Linked DNA regions of Mus musculus: region 2 is linked to region 1. Evidence: chromatin contacts called from ENCODE POLR2A ChIA-PET data. All regions are on one chromosome and are shown on one strand. Each heading gives the region's core, a stretch centred on a gene start or an enhancer-like site at or near the end of the contact. The rest is flanking DNA. Distances are from core to core; before and after follow the strand shown.

Region 1 (4,951 bases), core at 743-3,242:
AGCAGCAGGTGGATACTCCACCTCCCTTGTTTGGTTCCAGCCATCATTGAAACCATGAACAGAGCCCCGTGTGTGTCCGTGGCTCCCCTACACCCCAGCCACTCCACCAACAGCTTGTCACACGGTTATCAAGATAAGGCGACTGAGTCAGGGTGTTCCCCAGACAGCTGTCCCACCCTCGTGAGCCTCACAGCCTTGCCTGGGGCTGATGGTAAACTCCAGGTTGGGGTGCGGGGAAATAGGAATCAGGGTGCTCAGGCAGGCCTGGAGGGTGGGCCTCATCAGCCCCAGGCTACTGTATCAGCCACCTGTCTAACCTGGATTTCAGCTCTCCTTCAGCACCAGGAGAAAACCTTTCCGGACAGCTCTGCCCAGAGCTCTCAACCTTCCGTGGAACACCAGCCACTGTGGTGGTTAATCTGGACTTGATTGGATCCGGAAAGAAGTAAGAGACTCCGGGTAAGCGTGGAGGGAGTGGAGGGCGTTTCAGGGAGGAACTGACTGAGGGGAAAAGAGACTCTCCCGTGGTGAGACGTGCCTCCTTGGGGTGGCGTGACGTAAGAAGTTGGGGGGTGGGGCACCGTACCCTTGCCTTGCCCACCTTGGCTTCATGCTGGTGAATGCATCTGCTCTGCTGCTGCTGCGGCCGCTGCAACCAGAACCCCACGTTTCAACCTTCCAAAGTCCCCTGAAGGCCTCTGATGACTCCGGGGCCTCTTCAGGAATCCTCCATGCATTCAGTGCCACACTGGGACTCCTGAGGAACCCGGTGTCCTGGGACAGCTTCGGGATTCTCAGCCTGTCCTGCATGCAGACGCTTGTATTGTTTAAGCCGATCTGATAAGCCCCTTCGTAAAGTAAGAGTCATCCATTCTATCCCTCGGTTCCCTGACTAATAATACTTGACTGTCTGGTCCTACCCTAGATGAGATGCTGCCTGGTGATGTCTTAGTGATGTCTTCTTCTATGCTCTAATAATATAGCTTGAGGACTAGAAAGATGGCTCAGCGGTTAAGAGCACTGACTGCTCTTCCGAAGGTCCTGAGTTCAAATCCCAGCAACCACATGATGGCTCACAACCATCATGCACCTATAACGGGATCTGATGCCTTCTTCTGGTGTATCTGAAGACAGCTACAGTGTACTTATACAAATAAATAAATCTTAAAAACAAAACAACAATATAGCTTGAAACTGTCCATGGAATTCTTAGCAAATGAACGAACACTGTATGCAGGCATTCCTCTGGGCTCCTGAACTGGTGAACTTCAGAGCTCACGGTTAGCCTCACCACCAGGGGTTCAGGAAGACTTCCTTCTTCGAACCCTGTGAACATCCAGGTCTCTCAAGGTAGGGAGGGGCAGAGGTGGGCAGTTTTCGCCTCCTGGTCTTCCTTCTCTGGTTTGTGTCACACTCTGGACACATTGAATGAATCCTCTGCTCTTCTGAGTCAGGCCCCACTCCCTGGGGCAACAGTCCGGCTCCTGGAAGCAGTTAGAATACAAGGCAGCAGCTGTGTGTCACCGTTTGGATCCCCAAGTCCCAGAGAACCTCCAAAAAGGCCTCCAGCTAGCTTTGCTGACAGCCAGCTGAGGTGAACTGGCCTGAGGATCCACACAGGCCTTCTTGGCAGAGCTGAGTGTGGGAGTGGGCCGTGGGATAGGGCAGAGGAGAGCATCCTTACTATTTGGCCAATCTTAAGTATCCTGTTCTCCATGAACCCGACACACACGGATAGGGAGGGGGTCATCACACCAGGGTTATACAGCAAACCCCTATCATGCGTGAACCCCCGCATGAGAAGCAGGTATTAGGAGCGCGCAGGAATCAAACACACCGAGCTGGGGAGCAGGCGGCCGGGCGGGCGCGGCCTCCGGGTACCGCGGTGCTGCCACCTGCGCAGCCACCGCGTCGCCATTGGCTCACGGAGAAGCCGCTCTAATCCGCGCCGCCTCCGCCCCCGCGCGGCGCTGCGCTCGGCGGAGTCTCTGACCTTCCTCCTTCCCGCAGCCCCAGAGAGACGCGCGGCGGTCGCGCCAGCCTTCTCCTCCTCCTTTTCCTCCTCCTCCCCCGGGAAGCCGGCCGGGCTTGAGGCTGGGCCGCCGCCGCCGCCCGCTTTGCCACCCGCCCCGCTGATGGTGTCCGGTGCTCCGGCGCCCAGGTAGGGGCTCTAGAGCGTGGAGAGAGCGCGGGTTTGGGGGTGGGGGTGGGGTAGTGTTGGGGGTTCGGGGAGTCCAGGGCTTCAGTGCGTGATGCAGATGCTCAGTATATGATGGCGTTGAATACAGCCGAGGGCAGGTATCTGGGGAGAGGTAGGCGCGCGCCCCCGGATGCTCTTGGCTTGACCCAGCCAGTGCCAGAATGACCCCTTGAGGATGCTAAGGGGGAGGCCTTTACCCTGGGGAAAGGGGAAGAAGCATGATCGTTGGGAAGCTGGGGCTGCCCCCCCCCCCCGGTGTTGTATGTTTTTCTGGGGCCAGCTGGGATGGGTGGGCCGATGCCAGCTTGGTGCGTATGTTATTTCTGGATCAGAGTGGGCTGGGGAGAAGCACAGGCGGCGATGTCTGGTTTAGATTACAGGTACTTCCTTCTTTGCTTCCGACCCCTCCCCCCACCAGCTGGGGGTGGGAGGTGGAAGGAAAGAGGAGGTGGCGATGCTGAGGGCCCCCGCAGATGCTGCAGAATCCTCTCTGCGCCAGCCACACCGCCTTCTCCCTCCACCAACCTCAGCCCATTTGGTCACGGTTGGGGCGCTCTCCCGGTTGTGTTCACCTTTGAGGAGGCTGTGGAAAGGTTAAAGGGTCATTAATGTGTCTGCGACACAGTGGCAAACCCCAGAGCTTGGCTAGACTCAGCTTCAAACCCCCGATTTTTAAGTTCCAGCCTTGCCCCCACCCCCACCTCCCCCAAGCACAGCTCTGCAGCCTGGGGGAACTTAAACATGAGGCACCTTCTTTTTCTAGGCACAACCAGAAATAGCCCATTGTCAGGGGCCCCAGCACAGCTGGGGTGCAGATTGCCAGTGGTCTGGGAAGCTCTGCCCGCAGCCTGGTTTTCTTATCAGATGTTTGCCCGTTACTCAGATCACTCTTTCTAAGCAGCTTCCTGACTCCCCAGGGGAGAGGTCACCTCTGGCCCCATGTTCTTGAACCCTGTCAACCCGGAGGTTACTTATGTCTGGCCTGTCCCCCTCTAGACCAAAGGGCCTTCAGGCTAAGAATCTGACTTGTCTCTGACATTGTCAGTGTCTGAGAAGGGCTCCTCACTGAAGAAATGTTTTCACTATGAACAAACGAACAAATGAACGAATGAATGAATGAATGAATGAATATGTAAACTTTGGGCAATAGCTACCAAGCTGGAAAATGGAGGGGAACCCCTTTGGTCTTTCTATTCCCCCGGACCAAAGAGCCACCAAGAAACTCCTTTAAGCCTGGGGTTGAATGTCAGCTGTGACTATTGGTGGGGCTTCTGTCCTGTTGGTTCCTGACTGACTCGTTGGCCGCCCTGTGTCCCCGGGGAGCCTGGCCCTTTGCTTAAGGTCTTCCTTTCCTCAAGCGTCTGCGGTGGTGATTTCTCCTCCAGTGCTCCATCTCAACTGTCACAAGACAATCTGGGTCAGCTTCCAGGGCTGGGACGGCCCCAGCCGGGCTCTTCTAGGTCTTTGGGGTCTTATGAGTAAACTGTGTGTGTAAAAGGTGACATGGGCCCTGGCAGAGAGCCCTTTTGGCTTGCCTTGTTCCTTTGACAGGTGCACAGCTCTCCCTGAGTAGGGCTGTACCACCCTGCCAGTCAGCTGACTCCTCTTCCTCCCTCTCTTGCTTTCCATCGCTCTGAATTCTCACTCTCGTTCGGTTCCTCAGCAAAGCCACCCTGCTCTGGCCTGCCAGTCTTCCAAAGCTTCCGTGCCCATGGCCCTTGCCCCGTCTTGCTCCTCTCCCCAGACCCGTTGCCCCAGTCTTTGAGTGACATCTTCCCTGGGTTATGGAGACAGTCGAAGGATGAAGGAGGTGTGTCTTGGTCTGGTGACCCCCCCCCCCCCAAGGCCGACACAGAGAGACCTTTACTTGTGGAAAGTGTGACGTAGTGCGTCATTTGAAAGGTTCTTCTGCAGGAGATGGTTGCATCCCTGGCAGGATTGAGTGGCAGTGGGAGACTCACGGAAGAAGAGTGGCTTCTGGGGGTCTGTCAGGGGAGGAAGGACAGGAAGGGCCAATGGGGAAGGAGCTCACTGATCGGGGGTCCTCCCCACAGAAGCAAGAAGAGGACAGGAGAGAATGACTGTGCTGAGGAGAGGAGGAACAGGCTCCAGCCAAAGGCCTGGAACATTTTATGACAAGCACTTTCTGCTGAGCCACGCCCCTAGCCCCTCACTGAGGGATTCTAGGCTAGGTTGTTTCTTCTGTGATATATGGCGCCAACCCTTAGTTTTACATTTAAATTTTTGTTTTGTTTTGTTTTTTACATTTCTACTAGTATTATTATTATTATACTGTTTTGTTTTGTCTTGTTTTGTTTGAGACAGGGTTTCTCTGTGTAGCCCTGGCTATCTTAGAACTCACTCTGTAGACCAACTTGGTCTTTTTTTTTTTTTTAAGATTTATTTATTTATTTAATGTATGTGAGTACATTGTCACTGTCTTTAGACAACCACAAGAGGGCTTTGGATCCCATTAGAAATGGTTGTGAGTCACCATGTGGGTGCTGGGATTTGAACTCAGGTCCTCTGGAAGAGCAGACAGTGCTCTTAACCACTGAGCCATCTCTCCAGCTTTCCCCCCCCCCTCCTTTTTTTTTTAAAAGACCAGCTTGGTCTTGAACTCACCAGAGTGGTGGGATCAAAGACATGTGCCACCACCACCCTGCTTAGTAGATTTTTTTTTTTTTTTTTTTTTTTTGAGACAGGGTCTCACTCACTATGTAGCTCACTGGCCTGGAATTCACTCTGTAG
Region 2 (4,951 bases), core at 884-3,383, 140 kb after region 1:
AGCCTGGTCTACAAAGTGAGTTCCAGGACAGCCAGGGCTACACAGAGAAACCCTGTCTCGAAAAACCAAAAAAGGAACGGAGAAGCCCTATCTTAAAAAAAAAAAAAAAAAAAAAAAAAAAAACAAAACTGGTGTGGTGGCATATTCCTTTAAGGGATTAAAGTGTTCAGCACTTCAGAGGCAGAAGCAGGAGGACCTCTGTGAGTTCAAGGGCTGCCTTGTCTACATACAGAACTCCAGGATATCGAGGAGAACCTACCTTCATAAACAAAATGAGACAACCCCTCAAACCATTTCTTTACTGTGCATGTGTAAGTGTGGGTGCGGCATGTCACATACACAGGTGGAGGTGGGTCAGACTCAGGTCACAAAGCTTAGTGGCAAGCATTCATACCCACTGAGCCATCTGGACAGCCCAAGTTCCACATTTAAAAAGCTCTTATGTATGTATGTATGTATGGATGGATGCATTATGTATGTATGTATGTATGTATGTATGTATGTATGTATTGTGTTCTTAGTTCCTACAGCAGGTATGATTACACACTACTCTTGGCTTTATTACTTTGACAATAGGTCTTGAAGATATTTCTGTGAGGAGTGAGTAGTCTCTGTCAAGACTGAGTAGTCTGTCACAGGTGAGTCACTGTAGGGTAAACCACCACTTAACCAATTACCACTGAGTGCTTCTAAACTTCATCTTTCGCAGTTTCAGCATCCATTACCCTGTGTATCATCTACAGTCAGCCCCTTTATGTAGCACTTCATGGAGAGTCTAGATCTTCACTCTGGGTCCAGCCTTCCCTCAGCAGACACAGAGCAATGCTCATAGCACCTGCAGCACACCTGCTTCCCTCTGCTAGATCTCGGCAACGTGACAAATGACCTATCTCACTGACATCTTAAGAATCTTTGCTGGGTGTGGTGGGTCAAGCCTGTACACACTCAGGAGGATGAGGTGAGAGTAGTAGTTTGGAGCTAGCCTCAGCTAAATATGGTGGCTGTCTCAAAAAACAAAAATATTCTTTTTAAGAAGTGACCACTTTTTTTATATGTGAGCTGGGTGCTGGTGAAGAGCTGAGATTCAATTCCCAGCAACCACATGGTAGCTCCTAACCTGTAACACTAGTTCCAGCGATCTGAGCTCTGAGGGAACCAGGCATGCTTGTGGTATACATATGTACACATAGGCAAAACACTCATGCATATAAAATAATCTTTTAAAATGTTGAATAAGAATTATGTGTGGGGCTGAAGAAGTGGTGAGCGAGTGAAGTCCCTGATGCACAAGCAAGCCTGTGAGTTCCGATCCCTAGACCCCATGTGGAAGCTAGGCATGGAAGGCAGAGCCAGGAGGGTTTATCTCAGGGTGAGTTCACAGAGAGACACCTTGTCTCTAAGAGCTAGGGAGGGCTGGGTATGATGACACAAGTCTTTAATTCCAGCACTTGAGAGGCAGTGAGGCAGGAAAATTTCTGTGAGTTCAACACCAGCATGGTTCATACAGCCTGAGGTTCAGGCCATCCACGGCTACATAGTGAGACCCTGACTCAAAACAAAACATTGAAGAAGGACAACCATCTTCCCATCTCTGGCCTCCACACAAACCAGCATGTGTATACATTCACACTCGAGAAAGACTGAGGGGAGGGCACACCAGCCTCTAAACCTTAGGAATGGAGTTAAGATGATGAAGAGTTCAAGACCAACCTGAGCTACAAGAAACCCAGTCTTAAATCAGAAAAGGCAAAGGAAGAAAGCAAATTGCCATTTGTAACTTCTTTCTCCATTTGATTAGCTGCTCCTAAGGAGCCATGCACACAATCCAGAGTCCTCCGAACAACAGCATCTCGCCAGGGCTGGTTCACAGCTCCAGTGCCTGAAACCATAGGCCACAGAGGCTGTTTAAATAAATATGTTGGGGATCAAAGGCTCTTCTGGTGATGATATTATGGGATGTTCTTCTGGTCTTTCATCAGTAAGCTCACCACCAGCTCTCAATCTGCATGCTTCTCGGCAAAGGCAACCATGCGCCATGAAGCCAAGCACAGACACAGCAATGTGTACACCAGGAGCAGTCGACACTTTCTGGCTAGGACCTCTGTGACTGCAATGTGTACACCAGGAGCAGTCGACACTTTCTGGCTAGAACCTCTGTGCCTGCTTCTCCAGGTGTTTGCAGCTGCCAGAAAGGCAGGCTATACTTAGAGCAAGGATCATGTAATGGTGGTTCGTCACACTAATCAGTGAGGACTGGATTACGACACCAGCTGCCTGCCTGTCCCATGTGCTTGATGAAATTTACATGGAGCAGAGCTGGGCCAGTAGCCAAGCTGCACCTGCTCACTCCCTGCTGCATACAAAGGCTTGGACTTCAGTCTTTTCAGCAGTTCCCTTTGGAGATAACAATGATCAAAACCATACATACATAGCGCCTGGTAAACCTAAGGCGGCCCACAAACAGACTCCAAGGCACGTCAGCCATCAGCCCTACCCTTAAGGACTAAAGAGCAAGCTAGAGAAAATACTTTCAATTTGCTCATTTGAAAACATTTAGTAAAAGTTGTGTCCATTTTTAGAATAAAGACTACTTTCTGCCTTGGTCTCTTGCAGGGTCCTCTGCTAGTAGGGACAAACTCTTGCACATTCAAGAGAATTGGCAATTCTCCCAGCAAATTGTGTCCTGTGTTATCTGTGGGTGTGTCGCCAGGTCAGCCTCCCTGAGCACCGGAGACGGCACACTAACAAGAGCCACGCTCCCTTCCTCAAGCCCCTCCACATCCCCAGTTCATCCCACAGCCAAAGCAATTCCTCACCCACACCTGCTTGGTGCAGAACTCAGCCAGAAAAGACCAAGGGCCTCGTAAAGCCGAAACTTCAAATGAGTGACCTGGAACAAAGGGAGGTGGCCGAGCAAATCACTTCCTAGACACAAGGCAGAGAGCCGCCTGCAGCCATCAGACACGGCTGGGCACGCCTCCTCAGGCTCCAGTCAGATTATTGCAGATCCTGGGCCAGCAAGAGCAAGACTAGCTCAATCAGCTCCCACTCAGTGCCAGCATGTACACGCCTGTCTCCAAACACACATTCTGCTGCTGGTCACCAGGAAGAAAGAACACTGCCTGCAAGAAAGCCTCTGCCCCAGTCTTCCTCAGAGCTTCTAGGCTGAAACAGTCTTCAATATAAGTTCAGTCAAAAATATTCTGAAGATGTAGGCTTTGATGGCACACGCCTTTATTCCCCTCCTTCCAGAGGCAGAATCAGTGGATCTCTGAGTATGAGGCCAGCCTGATCTACAAAGTTTTAGGACAGCCAGGATTGTTAGAAAGAGAAACTCTGTCTCAAAAAATCTTCTGACAAAGGATGGATGGGCAGTGGGGAGGGTGGGATACCATAGGACTGTTCCTGTCTGGGAACTGTACCATGGGATGACTGAAATACTCTGTCACTACCACAGACATTTTTTTTCCAGACAAGAGTCTCATTATGTAGCTCTGGCTGTCCTGGAGCTCAGATAAATAGACTAGTTTGGCCTTGAACTCAGAGACCCAGTTGCCTGAGTCCCAAGTGCTGGAACTCAGTACCAGGAAGGTAGGGGCAAGAGGACTATCACAAGTTCAAGGCCAGCCTGGGCTACAATAGCAAGATTGTACACCCCACTCACCCAAAAAAAGTTACAATTGAAAATGCTGTATGAACTTTGAAAAACTAAGTGTGTGTTTACATGAACGCATGAATGTACCGCTGCCGGAACAACGTGAAGATGAGAGGACACCTTGTTAGACCTAGTTCTCCCCAACACCATGTGACTACGGATAATGAACTCCAGTCCTCAGGCTTGGGAGCAAGCACTGTTACTCACACACAGGGCTGGAGACACGGCTCAGTGGTGAAGAGCACTTGCTGCTCCTTCAGAGGATCCTGGTTCAATACCAAGCACCCACTTTGTAGCTAACACACTCTGTGTCTCTGTGTGTGTGTGTGTGTGTGTGTGTGTGTGTGTGTGTGTGTTTTACTACACAGATTCAGGCAAAATACCCATACACATTAGAAAACATAAGAACTGAAACTACAAGCTGGGCATTGTGCTGCATGTCTGTAAGCTCAATACACGAGAAGCAGAGACAGAAGGAGCAGGAGTTTTAAAAGGCCAGCCTCTGTTACATATCGAGTTCAAGATTATTAACCAGGGCCACATGAGACCCTGCCTGCTCTCAGGTACAGGGAAATTTAGATCAACTAAAGCAAAAGGAAACATCTAGTCAGACATGGGAGTTGATGTCTGTAGTCGCAGTACTCAAAAGGCTATGGTAGGGGGACTGTCAGGAGTTTGGGGCCAGCCTGGGCTACACAGTAAGTTCTAGGTTACTAGACTGAGCTACAATATGAGACACCAGTCCCCCAAAAGCAGAGAGGATATGAAGGGGATTGGTAAGATGGCTCACTAGGTAAAGGCATTTGGTGCCAGGCCTGACAATGTGCTAGCCACTACAACCTGACTAACAGAAGGAGAGGCCTGCCTGCCTCCTGACAAGCACTCCTTTGACTGCCACATGAGCTGTGGCTACTATGTAGTCACACACATGCACACAGTAAATGCAGAGGGCAGGGATGGAAAAGAAAAGAGAGAAAAATCTACAGAGTTAAAAAAAATGCTTTTCGGGGCTGGCAAGATGGCTCAGCAGGTAAGAGCACTGACTGCTCTTCTAAAGGTCCTGAGTTCAAATCCCAGCAACCACATGGTGGCTCACAACCACCCATAATGAGATCTGACACCTCTTCTGGTGTGTCTGGAGACAGCAACAGTGTATGTATATATAATAATAAATAAATCTTTAAAAAAAAATGCTTTTCTTGGGCAGAGGGAACAGCTCAGGGGTAGTGTTGAGTATACACACAGCCATAGTCTTAACCCCAGTAGTGAAACACACACACACACACACACACAAAA

The links. ChIA-PET counts read pairs that join two places held with the same protein, here RNA polymerase II (POLR2A).
Region 2: POLR2A ChIA-PET joins it to region 1 with 11 read pairs in Patski. The contact joins the enhancer-like site here to the promoter of Pacsin1 in region 1. POLR2A ChIA-PET finds 5 or more read pairs at or near these places in 2 of 5 experiments (Patski and embryonic stem cell).

Annotation. Positions count from the first base shown.
Region 1 is chr17:27,653,599-27,658,549 of GRCm38, forward strand. Pacsin1 (protein kinase C and casein kinase substrate in neurons 1) reads left to right here and starts at 1,993. Exons shown (of 10, transcript NM_011861.3): 1 at 1,993-2,161.
Region 2 is chr17:27,794,723-27,799,673 of GRCm38, forward strand. The region is part of intron 1 of Ilrun (inflammation and lipid regulator with UBA-like and NBR1-like domains); the gene reads right to left. Among named protein-coding and RNA genes, the nearest start is that of Ilrun, 23 kb to the right of the region's middle. Within about 2 kb of position 2,134, at least 2 of the 3 ENCODE cell types and tissues checked have a DNase peak (open chromatin) inside an H3K27ac peak, as active enhancers do.